Regions from separate parts of the Homo sapiens genome. Here region 1 is linked to region 2. Evidence: read pairs that join two places in POLR2A ChIA-PET (ENCODE). Cell type or tissue: PC-9. All regions are shown on one strand. Links, peaks and the distances in the headings refer to the core of each region. The heading gives the core; the rest is flanking DNA.

Region 1 (9,719 bases), core at 762-8,761, 490 kb after region 2:
AAAGAATAGCTGAAAATTTCCTAAATTTGATGAAAAACATTAATTTGCACATTTCAAGAATGCACAATCCAAGAAGCTCAACAAATTCTAATGGGAAAATTCAAAGGCTCCACACCTAGACACATCATAACAAATTATCAAAAGACAAAGAGAAAATCTCAAAAGCAGCAAGAGAGAAGGAACTCATCATACAAAAGAGTCCTTAATAAAATTACCAGTTGACTTATCAGAAACCATGAAGGCCAGAAGGCAATACGATGAAATACTTAAAATGATAAAAGAAAAATACCGTCCAAAAATTCTATACCCAACAAAAATATCCTTCAGAAATGAAGGAGAAATTAAAACATTCCCAAGTGAACAAAAACAGAAAATTGATTGCTAGCATACCTGGCCTACAAAAAGTACTGAGAAGAATCCTTCAAGTTGAAATGAAAGAACACCAGACAATTAACTTGAAAACACATGAAGAAATAAAGAGTACTGGTAAAGGTAACTACACAGGTAAATATAAACATTGGTATAAATATATTTTTTAACTCTATCTCATTAAAAATACAACTTCATAAAGCAATAATTATAAAACTGTTGGTGGGCTCATGATGTATAAAGACATAATTCATATGACAATAATGGCACAAATTAGGGGAGTATGCAACAACTATGTTACAGCAAAGCTTTCCTATACTATTAAGTTGGTGTTCATCTGAACTAGATCATTTTAAGCAAAAATGTTAATTATAATCCTCAAGGCAACCACTAAGAAAATAGCTTAAAAATACAGTTAAATTAAAAATAAGGGATTAAAAAGGCATACTAGACATATTTAACATAAAAGAAAGCAGTGAGGGAGAAATTGAGGAATAAAAAGGTGTCAGACAAGACACAAGAAAGCACAAGTGGCAAAAGAACATAGATAAATTAGACTTCATCAAAATTAAAACCTGTTGTGTGTCAAAGGACACTCAAAGTTTTCAGCAAATCTACAGAATGAGAGAAAATATTTGCAAATCTTACATCTGATAAGGATCTAGTATCGAAAATATACGAAGGACGCTTAAGACTCAGCAATAAAAAGACAAGCCAGTTTTAAAATGAGCTAAGGATTTGAAAGAACAGACATTTCTCCAAAGAAGAAATACAAATGCCCAATAAGTATATGAGAAGATGCTCAACATCAGTAGTCATTAGGGAATACAAATGAAAACCACAATGAGATCCCACTTTACACCCACTAGGACAACTAAAAGAGAAAAGACAGATGAGAGCAAATATTGGCGAGGATATGGAGAAGTTGAAACCCTCATACATTGGTGGGATTACATAATGGTGTAGCCACTTCGGAAAACAGTTTGGCAGTTACTCAAAAAAGTTAAACATAGAGTTACCATATGACTCATCAATTCCACTCTTAGGTACATACCCAAGAGACTTGAAAACATATGTTCATGCAAAAACTTATATATGAATTTTCATAGCATTATTCATAATAGCCAAAAGGTAGAAACAACCCAAATGTACATCAACTGATGAATGGGTAAACAAACTGTGGTATACTTATACAATAGAATATTACTTGGCCAAAAAAAGGGATGAAATGATGATACAACATGGATGAACGTTGGACACATTATGCTAAGAGAAAGAAGCCAGAAACAAAAAGCCACATGTTGTATGATTCTATTTATATGAAATCTCTAAAATAGGCAAATCCATAGACAGAAAAGAGGTTAGCATTTTCTAGGAACTATCATGCTATCCAATTTTGGAACATTTTTTGTATGAGGTAGTCCTGGAAGAGTAAAGAATGACTGCCAATGGGTACAGGGCTTCTTTTTGGGATGATGAAAATGTTCCAAAATTGGATGGCATAATAATTGCACAACCCTGTGAATATATTAAAAACTACCCAAAATGCACATTTTAAAGGGGAATTTTATGCCATCTGAATTAGATCTCAGTAAAGCTGTTGTTTTTTAAAGGTCATAAATATAAAAACAAATGGGCAACAGGCACAGCAGTCTTTTATAGTGTATGGATCTCACTGATTTAGGGTTGCAACATCAAGGAAAAGCTTACATAATCTACAACCAGCTCCACCTCTTGATCTTCTCCTCTCAGTTTCCTCACGACCTTTTGGATAAAGCCTTCAAACTTGGTGGCCATATAGACATCTTCATTCTGCAACTGAAGCCCACCACATTTCTGTCTGATCTCTTCAACCAGCCTTAAAGTAAAAACCAGCTTCGCGTTACTTAGATTTTTAAAAGGGGTTAGGAAGATTGTGTTATTTGCACTTGTCAAGTTGTTTTGAGGTAAGACTTACATCACATGCCTATTTATATCCTATGAGATCTTCTGTGATACTCATCAGAGAAATTGATAAGACTAGGGGCAAGAAATTAAAAATATATCTTGAAGGACAGTGGCAGTTTTTTAAAACTTTATCCATGACTAAAAATAAAAGCAATCAAGGCAAAAATATTTTAATTACTTATAAGCAAGGTAGCAAGGATCATATAAAGTCAACTCCTTTCCTTTCATATATACTCAGGGAATAAGAAACAAAGACACTTTCCTAACTGTAAAGATTATGAGAGATGAATGTCATATTGTAGACTATTTTCTCTAAATTACAAGTATAAGATGGACATTTGTTTGTATTACGTAGTTAACATAGGTACTAGCTAGAACCATATGCAGTAGGTCAGTATAACTTTTGAAGTCCTTTCCAATCCTTTGATTTCCACTGTTAGTTTGTCAAATTACAGCTGTTATCTGACATTTCTTGAATAGCAGTGGTGTACGAGGTACAGTGTAGAAAGTCCACCATGGTTGTGGTTCAATCATTTATTCTCTAAAAGAGATGATACCTTTGTAATCAAGATAATAATATCAGATGATTATGGTAAGCCAGACACTCAAACAGAAAATGAGTAATTCCTGCAGGAGTATCTTGCTAGCAAAAAAAAAAGTATTAATAATACAGTACTGGCCGGGTGCGGTGGCTCACACCTGTAATCCCAACACTTTGGGAGGCCGAGGCGGGTGGATCACGAGGTCAGGAGATCGAGACCACCCTGGCCAACATGGTGAAACCCCGTCTCTCCTAAAAATACAAAAATTAGCTGGGCGTGGTGGCATTTGCTTATAATCCCAGCTACTTGGGAAGCTGAGGCAGGAGAATCGCTTGAACCTGGGAGACGGAGGTTGCAGTGAGCCAAGATTGCGCCACTGCACTCCAGCCTGGCGACAGAGCGAGACTCTGTCTCAAAATAATAATAATAATAATAATAATAATAATAATAATAATAATAATAATAATACAGTACTGTGTGTGATGTACCAGGTGTGATGACTCATGCCTGTAATCCCAACTAGTAGGGAGGATGAGATGAAAGGATGGCTATCCCAGGAGTGCAAGGCTGCTAGTGCAAGTGAGCTGTGATCACACCACTGCACTCCAGCCTAGGCGACAGAGTGAGGCCCTATCTGTAATAATAATCATCATAATGTAGTATTGAAATATTTAGTTAAGCCAATTAGAAGTTTCTGGGAACTCATGAATCACAGCTGAGAAATCTATAATTTGAGGAGCCGAAACTCTTGACTTTTGAAAACACTATGTGCTCTTGAAATGATTGTTTTTGATTTCTGGAATAAAACCTCCATGAATAAAGGGGACGTTGTCTAGTTTACACTGTATCCCCAGTGCTAAAACTGTTCCTGACATGTAGTAAGTGTTCAGTCAGTGTTGTTAAGTAAATGAGTGAGTAGATAGAATATTCATCAGGAACGTTGCTTTGTCAATATGAAGGATTTTATCAAGAGGAGGAACATTTTTGCCTTGTTTAATTAGTGTATGGCCACAATGTGGCCTAGGATCAAATCCTCTTAGCTTCTATTCTCTGTACCCACCATCAAGGGACTGCACAGTCCCTGGTGAGCTCCAGCTGTCTTGTTATCCCAGTTACTCGAAGAAAAACACCTCTGAAAGATGCTGCACCAGTAGGATCCTGGTCCAGTTTCCTTGCGATAGAGGCTTTCTGGGACTCCAGCCCTTTCAACTTGCTCTAAACCTCTGTGGAGAAATTCTGATATTGGGTGATTACACTTGTCCTTGCAAGTAGCCTGATAACCCTCATTCTAGATCTGTCTTACTAGGTAATTTATGGGGGGGGCGAGGGTAGGAGAAAAAAGATTTGGGGGAAAGCATAATTAATATCAGGTATCAGATATTATTCTGGTAATATTATTAATATCAGGTGTCAGATATTATTCAGATAATATTCTGGATCAGGCTGCGTAGGAAATTCACTGTTAGCATTCTCACCCAGAGCTTCTCAATTCTGATGTCATATTGGAGGAAAATTAGCTAAGAAACTGGAAGGACAAATTTTTAAAAGATGCAAACAATTCTAAGGGTTGCTTTTTTAGGTATACGGAAGATATGAAAACAACTTCTGGTTAGCAACAAAGAGAACTAAACGGATATATCTGCTTGACCATGGAAACAATAGCAAAAAAAGATGAAGAATAAAGATGTGTTGGCCGAGCGTGGTGGCTCACACCTATAATCCCAGCACTTTGGGAGGCCGAGGCAAGCGGATCAGCTGAGGCCAGGAGTTCGAGACCAGCCTAACCAACATGGAGAAACCCCATCTCTACTAAAAATACAAAATTAGCTGGGCGTGGTGGCGCATGCCTGTAATCCCAGCTACTCGGGAGGCCGAGGCAGGAGAATCACTTGAACCTGGGAGGCGGAGGTTGCGGTGAGCCGAGATCGCACCATTGCACTCCAGCCTGGGCAACAAGAGTGAAACTCCATCTCAGGAAAAAAAAAAAAAAAAAAAAAGATGAGTCATAGATAGGTATGATAAGGTAATCACATCCAGAACAAAGGATGTGTGTGGATTTCACTGTCAAAGCCAAAGTCAAAATCTCTAGTGAGGGAATCCCTAGTGAGTCAATAAGGGCGTGGTTTTACCTGGCAACATCCATTGAGCTTGCTCCAGATTTAAAGAAGTCTGTTGAGTCTTCAATAATGGGGACATTGCTTAAAATTCCAGCCCAGATGACCTACACAAAAAGGAAACTCTTATGAGGGAAGTGCCACGTAGAACAATGTGGCAGAGACTGGGCTAGCTCTTCACCAAACCAATTCCCTCTTCATCTTGTACACTCAGCTGTACATACAGCTGGATCACATTTCTCAGCGCCTCTCCAAGTTAGATGCAACCAATGAACAGGAGTGGAAGTGACCTGCACCACCCCAGTCCTAGCCCATGTAAACCTCCTCCACGCCATTCTACATGCTCCTTTGCCCTTCTGGCTGTCTGGAATAGAGACGCCCCCCAGGGAGACCTTGAAAATAACAGAAACTGGGTTCCTGAATGACTTCACCCCTAACCCCCGTGCCAACCTGGAACTGCCTTGGATGACTTATGTGAAAAATCAGTTTGTATATACTGTGTTTAAGCATATGAATTTGGAGGTTGATTTCCTCTTGCAGCTAATACAAAAAAAGAGGAAATAAAGTTCTGATCCCACTACTTTGAGGACTGATGGTACCAGTTACGAACATGCTTCAGTTTTCCAAGGTAACAGTAAGATTTAAGTCATCATGTGTTCACCTTGATGGTCTCTGCCACTTTCACCTCTTCAGCTGTCAGTTCTACCACTGACGTCTCACCCGTTGAAAAGTACTGAGAGGCAGGGATCATTTTTCCATCTTCAAACTGCAGATTTCTCACCGTCAGCTACAAAATAGCAACAAAACAAGCATAAAAATTGAGGATTGAGACAATACAAAAGTGAGGCTGGTGGGAGGAGTCCTATAGATTATATGCATATAAGGGCAAGTTTATTTGGAAAAATACAGATTAAAAGCATTCACCATTATGTGTAAAAGGGCTGAAATGGCACTTGAATAATGGCAGCAGAAAGGAAAAAGTGAGGTCCAGGGATAGGTACATCTCAAAATGGAAAATAAGTCCTGGAAAATTTGACACTTGGACGTAGGTATTTGAATTAGAATCTATTATGAAAATAACAGACACCACCAGTGCTGCTGCAACTCTGCAGCTGCTGCCTCTGAGCACTTGCCCTGTACCATGCTCAAGAATGCATGCATAAGTGCTTGCTTCAGCAGCACATATACTAAAAAAAAGAATGCATGCATGTGCTGAAGGATCTTACCTAATTTCATAAAAGCCAGTGGAGGCGGATGCCATTATTATTCCCATTTTACTGATGCAGAAAGGGAGGCTCAATGAGGTTCAGTAATTTGCTCAGTGCCACACAGACAGTAAGTAAAAGAGCTGGGAGTAGAACCTGGAACTAGCGGCCTACAGTCTTAACGATTTATCCTGCAGCAACTGGAAAATATCTGTAAGCTACAAATTCCCTTTGCACGCTTCATTGGGAAGCTTCGCAAGGGCACACTGAGGCCCAGGGCCAACCCTCCTGAGCATAGGCAGTTTAGGTGGTGCCTGTCTGGTGGATCAGTGGCAAGGGGCATCTGAGGAGGGCCACATCTATTTCACTTGATCCTCCCAGAATCTGGCATTGGGAAGGCAGACAGACAAGATTCTCCTCTCTGTTATAAAGATGGCAAAACAGACTCAAAGGGAAGAATCATCCTGCCCAAGACCAGCGAGTGGGAAGCAGGGATTCACATCCTTATCTCCCCACTGAATTCCAGCCTCTTTCCACTTTACACAAGGCAGCCTATGCAGATCTGTGGGGCCCATCTTGAGACACCTCATCTCCATCAGGGCACTCAGAGCCAGCTCCTCCCCAGCCAGCAATGGAGTGAAAGCTATTCCCTTAATAGCTTGGGTTATAGAAGAAAATCAAAAGGTTATTTCATAGGCAGCCATATTTAACACTCACTGCTTTTCCATCGTTACCAAAAAGAACAAGTCCATTTTTGGTAACGAGACCAGGCTTCTTGGCACCTTTAATTTCCAGTGGTTCTCCAGGAGGCACAGAGCTATTCAGTAATGTCGAGCCATAGAAAGTGACCATCTAGTAAAGAGATCAAACACAGATTGTAAAATCAGGAGAAAAGCTGTTCATAGCGGTATGTATAAGCATCATTCTCTGCAAAAACGCTGAAGTTCATATTATCATCTGTAATAAAATTGAGACACCACAATGGGAGAAACTGTCTCAAACATCCATAGAAATGACACAAGGTGGCCGGGCACAGTGGCTCACGCCTGTAATCCCAGCACTTTGGGAGGCAGAGGCAGGCAGATCACGAGGTCAGGAGATCGAGACCATCTTGGCTAACACGGTGAAACCCCGTCTCTACTAAAAATACAAAAAATTAGCTGGGCATAGTGGCGGGCACCTGTAGTCCCAGCTACTCGGGAGGCTGAGGCAGGAGAATGGCGTGAACCCGGGAGGCGGAGCTTGCAGTGAGCCGAGATTGTGCCATTGCACTCCAGCCTGGGCGACAGAGCCAGACTCTGTCTCAAAGAAAAAAAAAAAGAAAGAAAGAAAGAAATGACACAAGGCAAGAAATAGTCTGTGAATATGTCACTGGAGAGTCCAAAATGCCCCACATCCAGGTGACATGAGTATGCATTTATCACATATTTGCATTGATACAAAGGTGAATGAGATAAAAAGCTCTCAGCCTTTATAGCCTGAAGGTAGGGTTTGGGTGGGTGGGGAGGTGTTGGGGGTGGGCGTCAATGATGGGCAATGCACAGTGGTCACCAGACTATTACAGTGCAGGGTGGTAAGTGATGAGAAGCACAGGGTGCTTTGTGAGTCAGTTCATGGAAAAAGGATTGGATCCAGAGAGTAACCAAGAGACACTGACGCTGACTGCATTATTATTGCACTTCTAGGATGATCAGCTATCATTTATGGAGCACTATTATGATTATGCTATAATGGTTTGTTGAATACTTACTCTAGGCCCAGGGCTAAGTACTTAAATGAGTTAACATGTATTAATTCTTTTTTTTTTTTTTTTGAGACAGAGTCTTGCTCTGTCACCCAGGCTGGTGCAATCTCGCTGCAACCTCTGCCTCCCGGGTTCAAATGATTCTCCTGCCTTAGCCTCCCAAGTAGCTGGGATTACAGGCACATGCCACCACACCGAGCTTTTTTTTTTTTTTTTTTTTTTTTTTTTTTTTTTTTTTTTGTATTTTTAGTAGAGACAGGGTTTTGCCATGTTGGCCAGGCTGATCTCGAACTCCTGACCTGGGTAATCCTCCCACCTCGGCCTCCCAAAGTGCTGGGATTACAGGTGTGAGCCACCATGGCTGGCCAACTCATTTAATCTTCACAATTACCCATAACCTAAGGGAGGCAGTATTATTAGTCCCATTTTACATTGAGGAAACCAAGGCACCCAGTGGTTAAGAAACCTGCCCGAGGTTACACAGTAAATTTTCATAGAAGCATTCTGGCTTCAGATCCTGCACTCTTAACCATTACACTAAACTCCCTCCCTTGGTCACCCATCGAGCCCATGGATTTTTATTGGCACTTAGTATGTACCCAGACTCCTGCTTAACTGCTGAGATTATCAAGACAATCACATGAAGCCCTTGCCCCTAAGGAGTTCACAGTCTAGTGTTGGGGGGAATAAAGAGACCCTCACAATATATGATGTGCGATGCCAGAGGTAGGCAGAGTGTTGCTGGAACCCAGAGATGGGCCATCAGACCCTGCCAGTCTGGGCATGTGAGATCAGGAAACCTCCCCGAAGAGGTGAAACCTGAGAGCCTGGGCTGAGTCAATTACCCATGGATAGAAGACCCTTCAGGCCCTGCCCGCCTCTCCCGCCTCAGCTCTCCCCATGCCTGTCCTCACAGTTCAGACCCTGGCTTCACTGAACTCCTTTTGCAAGTCCTTGACCAGGTGCTGGAGTCTCTTATCTCTGGGGCTTCACCTACTTGTCTTGCTCTCAACCTGGTTAACTCTTCTCGAGCAAAGCAGTGAGCTTTTCTAGGAAGCCTTTCCTAACATGCCTGAGTCTCAGCCTCCATGATAGCGTTTATCTTACTGCACTGAGAATGTTTATTCACTTCTCTGCACTCCCCATAAAACTGCAGGCTCCTTAGATCAGGCGCTGGATTTAGTGTCTGCTGCACAATAAATGCTTAATACATGCTGAGTAAAGGGGAGAGTGAATCACAGACCTGCCTCATGACCAAGGAAGAACCATGGGAAGCCCAGATTTATCTGTAATATCTCTTACAAAGGTAATAATCGGGGAGGGGGGTGGGGGGAGTGGTCCCTAAAACATACCTGTCCATTTATCTCTGTCCAAGCTCCAGGGACTTTATCATGACCTCGAATCCAGTTATGTAAAACTTCGGCAGACTGGTCCCAAGAAATCTAGGAAGGCACAAAATACAGGCTGAGCCTCCTATGGCTGTGAACCTCAAAGGCAATAAAAACGCTTCTCGTCATCAGAGGCAGAAACACTTGTTATTGGGAAATAAAGGAATTTTTGCTTCTTAGTTTTATTTGGAGTAAGTATTTTGTCAGGTGGCTGATTTAGTAAACAAGAGACTTTATTAAAGGAAAATAAAAAGCAGAGGGTTATTTAAAGGGACAGTATGCTTTGTAAAGATGAAGTAGAGCGGGCTGTTGAGGGGAGTAGGCCAGTAGCTGTTGGAGAGTTTTATGTTGGGTTTTTATTAGGTTGAACTTTTTTTTGAAGTTCCCACCTCTGTTAAGTCTCTGCCTCT
Region 2 (9,719 bases), core at 463-8,462:
GGAGACAGTGTCTCATTCTGTTGCTCAGGCTGGAGTGCAGTGGCATGATCTTGGCTCACTGTAACCTCCACCTCCCAGGTTCAAGCGATTCTCCTGCCTCAGCCTCCCGAGTAGCTGGGACTACAGGTACGTGCCACCATGCTGGGCTAATTTCTGTATTTTTAGTAGAGGCGGGGTTTCACCATGTTGGCCAGGCTGGTCTCGAACTCCTGACCTCAAGTGATCCACCTGCCTCGGCCTCCCAAAGTGCTGGGATTACAGGCATAAACCACTGTGCCTGGCCTCTAGGACTTTTGTAAATTGTCTACCTGAGTATTAACCCATGGCTCAGGAGGCCCCCAGCACTAAGACGCTCTATCACCAGTATTTGAGGAGTCTTCAGGCAGCGGGGCAGGGAGTAAGAGACAGAACAAATGCTCCAGGATGAGGAGACCCAGGGGATTTGTGCGGCTCCGGCATCGCCAGCATAGTTGTTAGGAAACCTGGGCTAATTAGGGTGCTCTGTTGTTCTTCTCAGCAGGCCCTTGAAATTGGGCAGACTTCTGGCTCACCTCTTAGAGAGAAAGGAACACTGTGTACCACTTTCTCCCTGTGTTTGCCACAGGGAAATGGCTATGGTTGCTGAGAAGTTGGGACAGAACCTGCAGGCGTGTGCTTACCACGTTTCTTGGGAGAGCAGGGATGGTCTGTGTGGCAGCCACATTCTCACTCCTTTGTGCTTCCCCTTTTGCCTCCATTCCTAGGCCTGTGAATGTTCTAGATTCTCTGGACACACTCAGCCTTCTGGAGTATGTCCAGGCAGCATGACTGTGGCATGCAAAAAACAAGGGCTTGGAAGCCATTCTCTGGCCGTGTGATGTTCATGAGAGTTAACCTGATGACTCTGTGCCTCAGTGTCACTGCTCTAATGGGAATCTAGAATATTCTTCACTGAGAGGTTTTGAGGCTTTATGGTCCCCCATAAATTACTTCTTTCTCTGTTCTTTCCCCTAAGCCCTATCTCAAAGTCTATTCCAGTCCTTATTGTCACTTGTGTGAAATTCTCCTTTCTCTGCTCTTTCTTCTAAATTGCATCTAGCGGTTGGGGTGGGGGGGCGGTCTGCCTACAAAATGAAAGCCACTCATAATGGAAATAATTTTAGACTCACACAGGAGTTACTGTGACTCAACAGCTGAACAAAAACGCTTGGTTTCTCATGCTGGGAGATAGTCCTCCATCCCCACAGGTCCTGGCAGAGGAGCAACTTTGTGACTTTCACCTGAGGACCTGTGGGGTGTGCTCTCAGGGATTGTGAGGGTGGGTTCTGGAGGGATCTTCTCAACACAGACAGCCTTTTTCCTCTCTTTGCAGCAGAGGGACTCCTTTGAACCCATGAGTGTGGCCTTTATAACTCAATGCTCAGAATGTTTGAAAGAATAGGTCTTTAGAAAGTCGAAATTACCCTCTGTTCGGGAAATTACAAACACCTACAGGTACATACACCTCCCATGTTCCCCTAGTGTGAGTACGGCAGACATCACTAATGGATCCCAGCACCTTTCTCTGTGCTGAACCTGAATGGAACCTTAGAATCTTTTCCCCATAGTGCCTGAGCCTGAGAAAATATATACTTTTATAGTTATAGAAATTGAGACCCAGAGACTTAAGTATCTAGTGTAAGGCAGTCTTCTTGTAAGGTGAATGAATATAAATATATATACACACACATGTATATGTAAATTTTATGTTGGCAAGTTTTGCAAATTGTTCCTGATGGAACACCTCCCGCCCAATACATTTAAATCTGAGGTTCTTTATCAGGACCAATTTGCAAAACTTGTTGCTGTCTCTAAAGAATGGAGTACACTATCACACTGACAAAGTAGTGTATCCCTTACGCTTGCCAGTTTGAGCTGCAGGAATATTTGGGAAAATGAGCTGCATGTGTCAGATGGGCCACATCACCTGGAGCAGGCAGAATGCACCTGAGATGGAGGATGACTGACAAGTTGGAACATTTTTTGCTAGGCAAGGAGGTGCAGTTACAAAATATCTGCCTGCTTCAATCAGATCTGGCAGAAAATGCAATCCTTTCCTAGAGGGTAGAGAAACATTTGTTTGAAATGATTAGTTTCTTTTTGGGTAGAAAGGTGTTCCCTGGGTGGATGTTTTATGAGGCTTATGTCTGTCCCTCTCTCCCTGCCTCTTCCTTTATTTCCTTTTGTCCTTTAAGATCCAGCTCCCTTCTCCAGGAATCTTCCCCTCTGCTGCCTGCCCAAAGTACCTCTAGTTCCATTCCTGTTGAAACACTTAATTCTGTCCCCAGTGAGAGCCTCACAGCTCCACCTAGCATGAGCTCTCCTGTGAATTTTTTCCTGTGTACCTGACAATGTTGAGCAAGGATCCAGGGTCACACAGCCCATGAGCTGTGTGCAAAGTTTAGAGGTTGCCATGGTCTGAATGTTTGTGTACCCCCCACAAATTCAAGTGTTGAAACCTAATCCCTAATGCAATAGTATTGGGAGGTGATTAGGTCTTGAGGGCTCTGCCTTCATGAATGGAATTAGTGCCCTTATAAAAGAGGCCTGAGGGAGCCTCTTCACCCCTCTGCCATGTGAAGACACAGAAGGCATCACTGTTTGGTGCCTTGCCAGACACCGAATCTGCTATTGCTTTGATCTTGGACTTCCCAGCCTCCAGAACTGTGAGCAATACATTGATAAATTCCTTAGTCTAGGATATTTTGTTATAGCAGCAGGAGTAGACTAAGACAGAGATACCAAGTTTGTCTGTGGATTTGTGGCTTCCCAGGGCAGGTGAGCCTGGAGGAAGGACTCGTATGTGTGTTGTTTTTCTATGCCAGGAGTCAGAGGTTGGGCTGGGTCCCATGATCAGGGCTGCTGTTTAGGGCCGGGGTCTTCCTGTCTTCTGGCCTTGTGAATGGCCTGGTGCTTTGCCTGGCGAGAGGAGTCAGACTTTCCTCTCTTGCTGCAGTGTGTTGTTGCTGCTCTGCTGTCTAGCAGCTACCGTTGCCATGGAGCAGCAAGAGGTACTGTGCCAGTGGCCCCCCTCCCACTGTCCTTGCAACAGCTCCTCTGTCTGCCTCCTTAGCCCTCAGCCCTGCCATGGGATGGGAACAGAGGAGACTGCAGCAGCAAGTGTGGCTGATTTTAATTGATTTCTGCTTGGTACACATTTACTGATGAGCTGTAGGTCAGCAACTTCCAACAGAGCTGAGATGGGAAGAGAATGGCTGGCTGCCTAGTTGCTTCCTGGGACTTTGAATGGCATCTTGGCATTTTACAAATGTGATCATGGGAGCTGCTGATGGGACCTCCCCTAGAGATACAATGACAGCGGCACCTGTCATCTCTACTATTATCTATAATGTGGCTTGTATTTATCAACTCACTTAAACCTGCAGGCAGTATTATCTCCATTTTACAGATAAGGAAACTAAAGCTCAGAGAGGTTAAGTAACTTGACCAAATTAACACAGTGAAAAAGGGGCAGAGCTGGGATCCAATCCCAGGCAATATGGCTTTATAGTTCATGTTCTTAACCACTATTTTATACTGCCTCTGTATTTCTAAACTAAAAGTTGAAACCTACCATTGGAGATCTTTAAAAATAAAAGTAGGTCATTAGCTCTTTAAGACAGTCTATGTATGTAGCGACATTTATTAAATACTGACTGAATAAAGTACCTAAGAGTATGCCAGGTACTCTTCTAGTTGCTCTCATGTATTAGCTCATTAATCCCCACAACACTCCTGAGAGGTAAGTATTATTATTTTCATCCCCATTTTGCAGAGGAGAAAACTGAGGCATGGAGAGGGTTAGTATCCACGGTCACAGAGCCAGGATGTGACAGGACTGGAACCCAATTGTCTGGCTCTAGATTCTAAATAAAAGTGAAACTACTAGCTTATGAAACAAAATTTGACAAACCTCTCAACTTGGTTATTCTGACGGAAGAAATTCTAGGAATAGAGAACCCTCCTGGAGTTACCGTCTTAGTTACTAGAGCTCAGTTTGTGAGACTCCATAGCTTTTCAGAATATTTTATATTCTGAATAAAAAAATGCACACAACAAAAACAACCAGATACATTTGTTCAAAGGAACGATCCTCAGGATTTGTGGACAGTTCACTTCGAGACCAGTGTCTCTTACAATCTCAGTTTTCTGTCCTGAGCAGTTACCTTCAAAACTTAGGGGAAGAGCTCAGAGGATGTCTGAGTCCATTTTGCATCTTCATCACACAGAGCTCTGTGGCTGAGTGCATCATAGCTCTTAGGTACAGCAGACCTATTGGATTGATCAGCAGCAGAACTGTTATGCCTGGGGTAAGAACATAATGAAGTGGGGGAGATTCCAAGCTAGGAATTTGGGGCCCAGATTCTAGGGGATGCCTCCAGGGTTTTCAGGCTGCACCTTCTCCATTGATCTGCCCAGTTTATGGAGCCACAGGGGAATAAGTCCTGCTATTGAAGGTGATGTTGGTGCAGGTGGTATTGGGGTGGCACCATTGACCATGCTGCACTGGGAGTCCCCAACCCTGGGCTTTCCCTTTTGAGGTTCAGTGTAGGCTCTTGATTCTGCTTCATAATCTTACTTTACAGTTGGAGGAAGAGGACGGGTTGCGAAAGGAACTTCCTTTGCATGCGGTCAGAGTGCTGGGCCATCTGAACAGCCCCCTCCACGGTCTGCAACATTTCTACATTCTGATAGAAACAGTTAGTGGTCTTGACGTGTCTGACAACCTACAAAACCAACATATCCTGGGGTTTGATCTCTCTGGTGGTGTCAGAGGAGTCCAAAGTGAGCATCTGTAAGCTCGGCTGTGATCCAGCCTATTTGGGAGGATCTGTATTAAACCAGTGACTGCCCTCCCCACCCCACCTCTACTCCTAAAGGGTTCTGTTTCACAAGAGCCAGGCTCAGGTACCTGTTTTTCTCCACCCACACCTTGTTTATTCCTCTTTTCCTCACTGTCTTCGTTGTTGTTCTTGTTGTATATGAGAAAATCGACTCATTTTTAACATTTCGCAAGCCTCCCCCTCCCACTAGTAGGTGTGTGAGCAGCTGCAGATTTTACCGTCTGTAAACCTTCCACACTCCAGCAGATCCTCTTTCCACCTTTCAGCACTGTGCAGCCCACCCAAGCCACGTGCCTTCTTGGTGTCCCATCTATGCCTCTCTCTGAAATCAGGAACCAAGCTCACTGGGGATGAGCATGGCAGGACCTCAGGAAGAAGCCTACTCCTTTCCTTCCTGCAAGAAAATGTGCCAGGCATTTAGTATTAGGGATACAGAAGTGGATACACAAGATTCTTGCCTTCAAGCAACTCGGGAATTTAGAAGGAATAGCAACAGTATTAACAATTGCTACCATTTATTCAGTTTCAGTATATGTAAGCCACTGCACTTTTTTTTTTTTTTTGAGACTGAGTCTCGCTCTGTCACCCAGGCTAGAGTGCAGTGGCGTGATCTCTGCTCACTGCAGTCTCTCCCTCCCAAGTGCAAGTGAATCTCCTGCCTCAGCCTCCTGAGTAGCTGGGATTACAGGCGCCTGTCACCACACCCGGCTATTTTTTGTATTTTTAGTAGAGACGGAGTTTCGCCATGTTGACCAGGCTGGTCTCGAACTCCTGACTGCTGGTGATCCACCCACCTTGGCCTCCCAAAGTGCTGGAATTACAGGCGTGAGCCACCTCACCCAGCGCACTGTGCTTTTCCTGAATGATATCATCTAATAATTCTCAAAACCAGCCTGGAACGTAGGAATTCTTGTTTTCATCTTGGAGATGAGAAAATGGCAGAGAGGATAAGTTAATCAGCTGAGGTCACATAGCTAGCAGGTGGTGGACTCAGTAGTTTGTCTTTGGAGGACAGACAATTTTTTTTTTTTTTTTGAGATGGAGTTTTGCTCTTATTGCCCAGGCTGGAGTGCAATGGCCCGATCTCAGCTTACTGCAACCTCTGCCTCCTGGGTTCAAGCGATTCTCCCACTTCAGCCTCCCAAGTAGCCGGGATTACTGGCATGTGCCACCATGCCTGGCTAATTTTGTATTTTTAGTAGAGATGGGGTTTCCCCCTGTTGGTCAGGCTGGTCTTGATCTCCTGACCTCAGGTGATCCGCCCGCTTCGGCCTCCCAAAGTGCTGGGATTACAGGTCTGAGTCCTGCACCCGGCGACAGACAATATTATTAAGAACAATGTTGACTGAACGCCTCCAGCGTCCCACTTGTCAGTGCTTGTAGACACAGGCTTTCAGTCTCCTGAAGTGCTGTGGACACTTTGATCAGAGAGGGTCATGGCTTGTGAGGATCACCACACAAGAGGAAGTGGCAGCTCAGGTCTGATGATGAAGTTTGTCTGACTCCAGACCTTTCTGGCTCCTAACCCCTGGACCGTATCACCTCTCATCAAAACAGTGCAAGATGTATTATCAAATCCAGCCACTGGTTAGACTAGAAAAAGGAGCTATTAGGAGTGGTGACAGAGGGCATCCCTGTCTTGTGCCGGTTTTCAAAGGGACTGCTTCCAGTTTTTGATCATTCAGTATGATATTGGCTGTGGGTTTGTCATAGATAGCTCTTATTATTTTGAGATACGTCCCATCAATACCTAGTTTATTGAGAGTTTTTAGCATGAAGGGTTGTTGAATTTTGTCAAAGGCCTTTTCTGCATCTATTCAGATAATCATGTGGTTTTTGTCGTTGGTTCTGTTTATATGCTGGATTATGTTTATTGATTTGCATATGTTGAACCAGCCTTGCATCCCAGGGATGAAGCCCACTTGATCATGGTGGATAAGCTTTTTGATGTGCTGCTGGATTCGGTTTGCCAGTATTTTATTGAGGATTTTTGCATCGATGTTCATCAGGGATATTGGTCTAAAATTCTCTTTTTTTGTTGTGTCTCTGCCAGGCTTTGGTATCAGGATGATGCTGGCCTCATAAAATGAGTTAGGGAGGATTCCCTCTTTTTCTATTGATTGGAATAGTTTCAGAAGGAATGGTACCAGCTCCTCCTTGTACCTCTGGTAGAATTCGGCTGTGAATCCGTCTGGTCCTGGACTTTTTTTGGTTGGTAAGCTATTAAGTATTGCCTCAATTTCAGAGCCTGTTATTGGTCTATTCAGAGATTCAACTTCTTCCTGGTTTAGTCTTGGGAAGGTGTATGTGTCAAGGAATTTATCCATTTCTTCTAGAATTTCTAGTTTACTTGCATAGAGGTGTTTATAGTATTCTCTGATGATAGTGTGTATTTCTGTGGGATCGGTGGTGATATCCCCTTTATCATTTTTTATTGCATCTATTTGATTCTTCTCTCTTTTCTTCTTTATTAGTCTTGGTAGCAGTCTATCAATTTTGTTGATCTTTTTAAAAAAACTAGCTCCTGGATTCATTGATCTTTTGAAGGTTTTTTTGTGTCTCTGTCTCCTTCAGTTCTGCTCTGATCTTAGGTATTTCTTGCCTTCTGCTAGCTTTTGAATGTGTTTGCTCTTGCTTCTCTACTTTTTAATTGTGATGTTAGGGTGTCAGTTTTAGATCTTTATTGCTATTCAACATAGTGTTGGAAGTTCTGGCCAGGGCAATCAGGCAGGAGAAGGAAATAAAGGGTATTCAATTAGGAAAAGAGGAAGTCAAATTGTCCCTGTTTGCAGATGACATGATTGTATATCTAGAAAACCCCATCGTCTCAGCCCAAAATCTCCTTAAGCTGATAGGCAACTTCAGCAAAGTCTCAGGATACAAAATCAATGTGCAAAAATCACAAGCATTCTTATACACCAATAACAGACAGAGAGCCAAATCATGAGTGAACTCCCATTCACAATTGCTTCAAAGAGAATAAAATACCTAGGAATCCAACTTACAAGGATGTGAAGGACCTCTTCAAGGAGAACTACAAACCGCTGCTCAATGAAATAAAAGAGGATACAAACAAATGGAAGAACATTCCATGCTCATGGATAGGAAGAATCAATATCGTGAAAATGGCCATACTGCCCAAGGTAAGTTATAGATTCAGTGCCATCCCCATCAAGCTACCAATGACTTTCTTCACAGAATTGGAAAAAACTACTTTAAAGTTCATATGGAACCAAAAAAGAGCCCGCATTGCCAAGTCAATCCTAAGCCAAAAGAACAAAGCTGGAGGCATCACGCTACCTGACTTCAAACTATACTACAAGGCTACAGTAACCAAAACAGCATGGTGCTGGTACCAAAACAGAGATATAGACCAATGGAACAGAACAGAGCCCTCAGAAATAATGCCATACATCTACAACTATCTGATCTTTGACAAACCTGACAAAAGCAAGAAATGAGGAAATGATTCCCTATTTAATAAATGGTGCTGGGAAAACTGGCTAGCCACATGTAGAAAGCTAAAACTGGATCCCTTCCTTACACCTTATACAAAAATTAATTCAAGATGGATTAAAGACTTAAATGTTAGACCTAAAACCATAAAAACCCTAGAAGAAAACCTAGGCAATACCATTTAGGACATAGGCACAGGCAAAGACTTCATGTCTAAAACACCAAAAGCAATGGGAACAGAAGCCAAAATTGACAAATGGAATCTAATGAAACTAAAGACCTTCTGCACAGCAAAAGAAACTACTATCAGAGTGAACAGGCAACCTACAGAATGGGAGAAAATTTTTGCAATCTACTCATCTGACAGAGGGCTAATATCCAGAATCTACAATGAACTCAAACGAATTTACAAGAAAAAAACAAACAACCCCGTCAACAAGTGGGCGAAGGATATGAACAGACACTTCTCAAAAGAAGACATTTATGCAGCCAAAAGACACATGAAAAAATGCTCATCATCACTGGCCATCAGAGAAATGCAAATCAAAACCACAGTGAGATACCATCTCACACCAGTTAGAATGGCAATCATTAAAAAGTCCGGAAACAACAGGTGCTGGAGAGGATGTGGAGAAATAGGAACACTTTTACACTGTTGGTGGGAGTGTAAACTAGTTCAACCATTGTGGAAGTCAGTGTGGCGATTCCTCAGGGATCTAGAACTAGAAATACCATTTGACCCAGCCATCCCATTACTGGGTATATACCCAAAGGATTATAAATCATGCTGCTATAAAGACACATGCACACATGTTAATTGTGGCACTATTCGCAATAGGAAAGACTTGGAGCCAACCCAAATGTCCAACAATGATAGACTGGATTAAGAAAATGTGGCACATATACACCATGGAATACTATGCAGCCATAAAAAATGATGAGTTCATGTCCTTTGTAGGGACATGGATGAAGCTGGAAACCATCATTCTCAGCAAACTATCGCAAGGACAAAAAACCAAACACCGCATGTTCTCACTCATAGGTGGGAATTGAACAATGAGAACACTTGAACACAGGAAGGGGAACATCACACACTGGGGTCTGTTGTGGGGTGGGGGTTGGGGGAGGGATAGCATTAGGAGATATACCTAATGTAAATGACGAGTTAATGGGTGCAGCACACCAACATGGCACATGTATGCCTATGTAACAAACCTGTACATTGTGCACATGTACCCTAAAACTTAAAGTATAATTAAAAAAAAAGAAAAAAAGAAAGAAAAAGGAACTATTAAAAATGACTGTAGAGGCCGGGCGTGGTGACTCATGCCTGTAATCCCAGGTCTTTGGGAGGCCAAGGCAGGTGAATCATTTGAGTTCACTAGTTCAAGACCAGCCTGG

The links. ChIA-PET counts read pairs that join two places held together with the same protein. Peaks named below come from ENCODE experiments on the same cell type or tissue, not always from the same donor. Only the 100,000 strongest peaks of a DNase experiment are listed, where the experiment ranks them.
Region 1: POLR2A ChIA-PET joins it to region 2 with 22 read pairs; 2 of 35 experiments call an interaction of 5 or more read pairs at or near these places.

The regions. Positions count from the first base shown.
Region 1 is chr12:105,055,994-105,065,712 of GRCh38, forward strand. It overlaps ALDH1L2 (aldehyde dehydrogenase 1 family member L2), which reads right to left. Exons shown (of 23, transcript NM_001034173.4): 6 at 9,274-9,363; 7 at 6,895-7,029; 8 at 5,634-5,759; 9 at 4,988-5,079; 10 at 2,080-2,227. Among named protein-coding and RNA genes, the nearest start is that of ALDH1L2, 24 kb to the right of the region's middle. RefSeq lists an enhancer at 4,504-5,703. In PC-9, for the core only: no CTCF peak of the experiment used is centred there; a DNase peak (open chromatin) is centred at 4,948.
Region 2 is chr12:104,565,284-104,575,002 of GRCh38, forward strand. All of the region lies in intron 1 of CHST11 (carbohydrate sulfotransferase 11), which reads left to right. Among named protein-coding and RNA genes, the nearest start is that of MIR3922, 21 kb to the right of the region's middle. RefSeq lists enhancers at 884-943, 4,687-4,776. In PC-9, for the core only: no CTCF peak of the experiment used is centred there; no DNase peak of the experiment used is centred there.